2 separate regions of the Mus musculus genome follow, and region 2 is linked to region 1. A link is a contact called in ENCODE Hi-C or POLR2A ChIA-PET data. All regions are on one chromosome and are shown on one strand. Each heading gives the region's core, a stretch centred on a gene start or an enhancer-like site at or near the end of the contact. The rest is flanking DNA. Distances are from core to core; before and after follow the strand shown.

Region 1 (2,700 bases), core at 5-2,504:
CATACACACATACACTACAGACACACATACACATACCACAAACATACATATACTATGGACACACATACACATACCACACACACACACAGACATATACACAAATACATACACCACATACACCACACACACACACACCATGCACACAGAGACATGCATACATATACCTTCCACATATATACATCACACACAGAGACACACATATACACACACCACACATACATACATATACTACAGATACACATACACATATATACAACAAACACAACCATATATACGTACACCACACAGCACACACACACACACACACCTACCATATGCACATACACACAGCACACACCACACACATACACACCACACACACAGACACATATGTACACATACATAAATTATATACACCCACATACACAAAAAGAGATACATACACATACCATATACACATCATATACACAAACACACACACAGACACATGCATACCACACACACACACGTATACATCACACACGCATACATATACCACATACAGAGACACACATATACCATATACACATACAAACACACAGCACACACACATACACACAGCACACACACATACACATAGCAAACACACATGCATATAGCACACACACAGACACACAGCACACACACAGACACACATACATATATCACACACAAAGACACACATATACCATATATACGTACAAACACACAGCACACACACACACATACAGAGGAAGAGGGGGTGACAGGTGATGGGGGAGAATACACTATGCTTTGCAGCGGCCCCTCTCTCCTTCCTCAGACCCCAGCATTGGAGGAAGGTCTATCTCACAGAATAACCTTTCCCTGCTGCCCGCTCTGGATTCCAAGCTCAGTTTTGCTTTCATCAGAAACAGACAGCCGGGCGTGGTGGTGCACGCCTTTAATCCCAGCACTTGGGAGGCAGAGGCAGGTGGATTTCTGAGTTCGAGGCCAGCCTGGTCTACAAAGTGAGTTTCAGGACAGCCAGGGCTGAACAGAGAAACCCTGTCTCGAAAAACCAATAAAAAAAAAGAAGAAGAAACAGACACTGGGGCAGAAGTTGTCAGGAGGGAAGGAGGCCTAGTTTCTGTCGCACTAAGGAAAGTCCCGTAACTTGACTGTTCACATAATCCAGAGCCCACCCTCTGCCTTAGACCTTCAGACACTGTTCCTCCCAGTGTAGGCAGACAGCACGTCTGGATGACCTCTCCCAGTGGAAACAGTTGGCATGTCCCTCACCCCTCATGTAACTGAGTCTGAATTCTCCACTCATGACGCATTTCCTAGCACGCAGGGCGCCTCTCCTGGTTGCCCCCTCAGCACCAAAGCAGTTTCCTCTCTTTTTATCCAATGCTTAACAACTGTCAGGCTGCAACAAACATGCTTTAAATCCACAGTCATCCAGTTGCCTAGCAACAACTTCCCTCCCGGATAAACCTGGGCTTCCTGTAGCAGCTCCTGGGAAAGGAACCTAGCACGCAGGGCTGCCTGCCCAGTGTCCACAGCCTCACTGGCTCTTAACTTCTGTTCTAGATGCTTTCGAGACAAGTTACGCATCCCCGAGTCCAGAATCTTCCACTGTCTCCCAGAGGCCATGTTATCCTCACGAAGACACTTTAACCTGATCCTACCTAACTACCCACTCATTGGGTATATGTTCAGCTTAGAAATGAATATTGTTTCCAGATCAGCTCCTTTGAGTTAGAGGGGGAAAAAAAAACTATTAATCATAGGCAAATCCTTTCCTGTGCTGATGAAGTGATAGCCACTGAATCAGTGACTATCATCGAGATGTTTAAGGAGCTGGTACACTTCATTTCACACTGGAAAACAGAAAGCAGATCCAAGGGGAAGGAATAGACTTTGTCTTTCAAGAATCTTAACAGAGGTCTTTAGGAGCCCCAAGTGAGGTCCTTACATCACTTTCTTAAGTAGAGCTTCACTGCCCAGGAACCACTCAGACCAACCACAATTAATAGAGATAGCAACCCTATCTGTAGATCCAGTAGTCCGTAAGAAGTCTAATTAGACCTTGATCTCAAGTTATCAGTGCCAACCCCAATGATGACACAGAGTTATTTGTCATTTGAAATATTAAGAGAACTTGCATATATAGGTGTCTGGGACATATGTAATAGTAGTATTTGCCACTTTGGTCCTTGACCCCTTTTCTGGAAGTGTTTCCATTCAAGTAAAGTTACAGCCTGGTTCTTTTGGCAGGAGCAGGTCTTATGAATTGGAATTGATAACGGGGAGAGAATTCAAGGAAGAGTGAGCCCTGAGGAAGTTATCTTGTAATTTATAGCCACATGGTTAAGAAGCTGGTGGGTGGATTCAGAGGGAGGCTTGCTGGGAGCCAGCTCGTTCTGAGATGTAAATGGCTTCTCCAAAACATGTGTGCCTTAGCATTTATCGTCCCGTGGAAAATAACTAGGAAGGAGAATGCAGGCGGGCCACTAAGCACACACCAGACCATTGCTTCTCAACCTTCCTAATGCTGTGACCCTTTAATATGGTTCCTCACGCTGTGGTGACCCCAACCATAAAATTATTTCATTGCTCCTTCATAACTGTAATCTTTCTACTGTGATGAATCGCAATGTAAATATCTGATATTCAGGGTGTCTGATCTGTGACCCCTGTGAACCTCCCCTTTGGAGGTCAAATGACACGTGCTTAGCA
Region 2 (2,700 bases), core at 156-2,655, 44 kb after region 1:
TGATAAGGTTCCATTTCAGCTTTAGTTGTGGCCAGGAGACACAGGCAGACAATGCAACGGGAGTTGGGGACAGAGCAAGGGACCATTAGTTAATTAGACTTAATACTCTGACAGTAATCTTGACTCTATAAGTGAACTTCGGAAAAGATGCTGTGGTGGGGGGTGGGGGGTCACGGGGAGGGGGAGAGTAGGTTGGTTGATACTGGAAAGGGCACGGAGCATGGGGAGGAAGGAGTTACGATGAGGAAGAGTAGGTTGTCCTGGCTTGAGGAGTCAGGGCTGGTGCCAGAAACCTATGAAGATCCGATAGACTGAGCCTTGAAGCAAAGACGGAACTCGGGGTTAACTCAATAATAGACAGGAGCTATTTCAGATGGGTATGGACCCTGGGCCCATACTTGCCACTTGTACACCATGTAGCCTTGATAGAACACTTGATGTCTCTCAGTCTTGGGCTTTCTAACCTATTGAAAAGAGCCTAGTTATATCTACCTATAGGACTATATGTGTGAAGTGAGGGATTTGTTGGGAAACATTGGAAACAGTGCCTAACTCACAGTAAGTGTGAAATCTATGGCCAGTGCAACTATGACTACTCCTGTTTTGATCTTCTTCACAAAGCTGCAGCCACATGGGCAGGTGAAGTTACAGCCAGAGCACAGGTCTGAAGGAAGCAGTGTGTTCATGAAGCACGGCGTCATTAACATGTGGTGTTTCTACAATGTGTTTTTCCCTCCAAGACTCCTTTTTTGAACGCGAGCTTCCAGGGCTGGTGCCTGGTGTGTGTGTGAAGAACCTGGTGAAGGTTTTTGAGCCCAGTGGCCGGCCAGCTGTGGACCGTCTGAACATCACTTTCTATGAGAACCAAATCACGGCGTTCCTGGGTCACAACGGAGCGGGAAAGACCACCACCTTGTGAGTTCTCTGCCAGAGAGGCTGTCTCCCATCCTATCATTCCCCGGCTTCATTCTCTCTCCCCAATAACTCCACTCTGTTCTTCCTTACTGAATTTCGGTGGAAACATATACACTCACACACACCTCCCACGGTGAGGATAAAAAGCCGTGGCTGCCCATGTCCCCGGGCTATTTTTATGTAGCACTCCGTTTCCTACCAATTAATAATTAGGATGCTTTAGTGCTGGTGTGGGACCTCTGATGGGATGGCTACCTTTCTGAGAAAGTGTAGGGAGAACAGTGAAGTAGACTCGCTGCCTGGCAGAAGGCCAAGGGCAGGAAGCTTTGAGGCTCTGGGTGGACTCCTCCATCCATCCTTTAGTTCTGGAAGGGGTGCGAGCGCCACCTGCTGAGAACAGGCAGTCAGGGCTCCGGTGCAGACCTCCGATGGGCCGATGGGCCGGTGGAGGAGGGGTAGGGGTCAACAAGCCATGTGACAGCAGCCATCAAATCCTTGGCTTGCAGAGCCCCGGGAAGGAACAGCAGTGTACACCCTGCTCCGGAATGTGCTCCCGGGCCTTTCAATGGGAATGGAATGCGGGGCTGGTGCCATTGGGCTTGGTACTGTTTCCCTCTAGTGGTTGATCAACATTTCAGCTTCGAAGTACAGGTTCAGATAGCATGCGATTTTATCAGAACTTGGGACAGAACTGGGCGTGGCATCCTAAGGCTATCTCCTTGCTAACTCACGTGGTGGGAGGACAGGAAACTCCATTCGAGACCCCAGGACCTCTAGAAGACAAACACATTACTTCACTCAGTGCAGAAACTAAACTTCCACTGGGGTCGGAACACAAGCGCTGTCCTAATGCTGGGAATAGCATAACATTTTAAGTTTCACTTTGTGCTGGGGCCTGTTTTTGTTTTGTTTTGTTTTTCAAGCATGTTCGATTCACTTAACTTAGACAACTACCCAAGCAGGTGGGAGACATGTTTTGTATAATTGAAGAAAGAAAAGAGAAATCACAACATTGTTCACATTTTTACATTTGGAATTCCCAAACGAATTTGTTTGTGTTAGCCAGTCAGCAGACAGGCTGCCCAGCTTCTCACTGGCATCAACTGAGCTTTGGAGAGTCACCAACCCTGCTTCTCCACTGTCAAGGGCTGCACGCCCAGGCAAAGCAGTGGGGCTGGGTCCTAAATCCCTTTAACTGACCACAACTGTGACTACGACAGTGGCCACAATGGCTGGCCACATCAATAGCCACGGAGCAACCACTATGACAGACCTTCACGGTGGACACTACCGCTGACCACAGAGTAAAACAACAGTGAACACTGTAGCTGACCACATCCGTGAATATCACTCTGACAGACAGTCATAATGGGCACCACAACTGACCACCACAGTGGCCATCCAGTGGGCACTACAACTGACCGCTGCAATGATGGCTGGGTGATGATGGGGTGGGGTGTCTGAGTCTGGGAATCCCCGAGGCTCTTGATACTGGCCCAGGAACACTTGGAAATAAAAAGTAGAGAAAGAAGGCCCTTGTGGTCTAGGCACTAGGACTTGAAGCAAGGCACTGGTGCTAAGTAAACCCTGTGTGGAAATGTTCTGGGCCCCTCAGCTACATCAGGTTTGAGTTTGATAGAGAGATAGGGCAGGTGTCACTACAAGCATCCTTCTGACCCTGTATGGGGTTACCCTCATCCCCTGGTGAGTTCTAACAACCATCTCTTCTGCCACTTAACCCTGTGTTCGGCAGGTCCATCCTGACAGGACTGTTGCCACCGACGT

What was found. Hi-C counts contacts between places; a loop is a spot of excess contacts on that map. ChIA-PET counts read pairs that join two places held with the same protein, here RNA polymerase II (POLR2A).
Region 2: a map of heart shows a loop between it and region 1 (7-fold over the local background). The contact joins two enhancer-like sites. A Hi-C loop is called at or near these places in 3 of 37 maps with a recorded cell type or tissue (all heart). POLR2A ChIA-PET finds 5 or more read pairs at or near these places in 1 of 5 experiments (Patski).

What each region holds. Positions count from the first base shown.
Region 1 is chr3:122,077,002-122,079,701 of GRCm38, forward strand. The region is part of intron 6 of Abca4 (ATP-binding cassette, sub-family A (ABC1), member 4); the gene reads left to right. Among named protein-coding and RNA genes, the nearest start is that of Abca4, 34 kb to the left of the region's middle. Within about 2 kb of position 1,255, at least 1 of the 3 ENCODE cell types and tissues checked has a DNase peak (open chromatin) inside an H3K27ac peak, as active enhancers do; it is heart, where a contact is called at or near this core.
Region 2 is chr3:122,120,891-122,123,590 of GRCm38, forward strand. It overlaps Abca4 (ATP-binding cassette, sub-family A (ABC1), member 4), which reads left to right. Exons shown (of 50, transcript NM_007378.1): 19 at 741-915; 20 at 2,669-2,700. All of the region lies in intron 2 of Gm40138 (a long non-coding RNA gene), which reads right to left. Among named protein-coding and RNA genes, the nearest start is that of Gm40138, 4.2 kb to the right of the region's middle. Within about 2 kb of position 1,406, at least 1 of the 3 ENCODE cell types and tissues checked has a DNase peak (open chromatin) inside an H3K27ac peak, as active enhancers do; it is heart, where a contact is called at or near this core.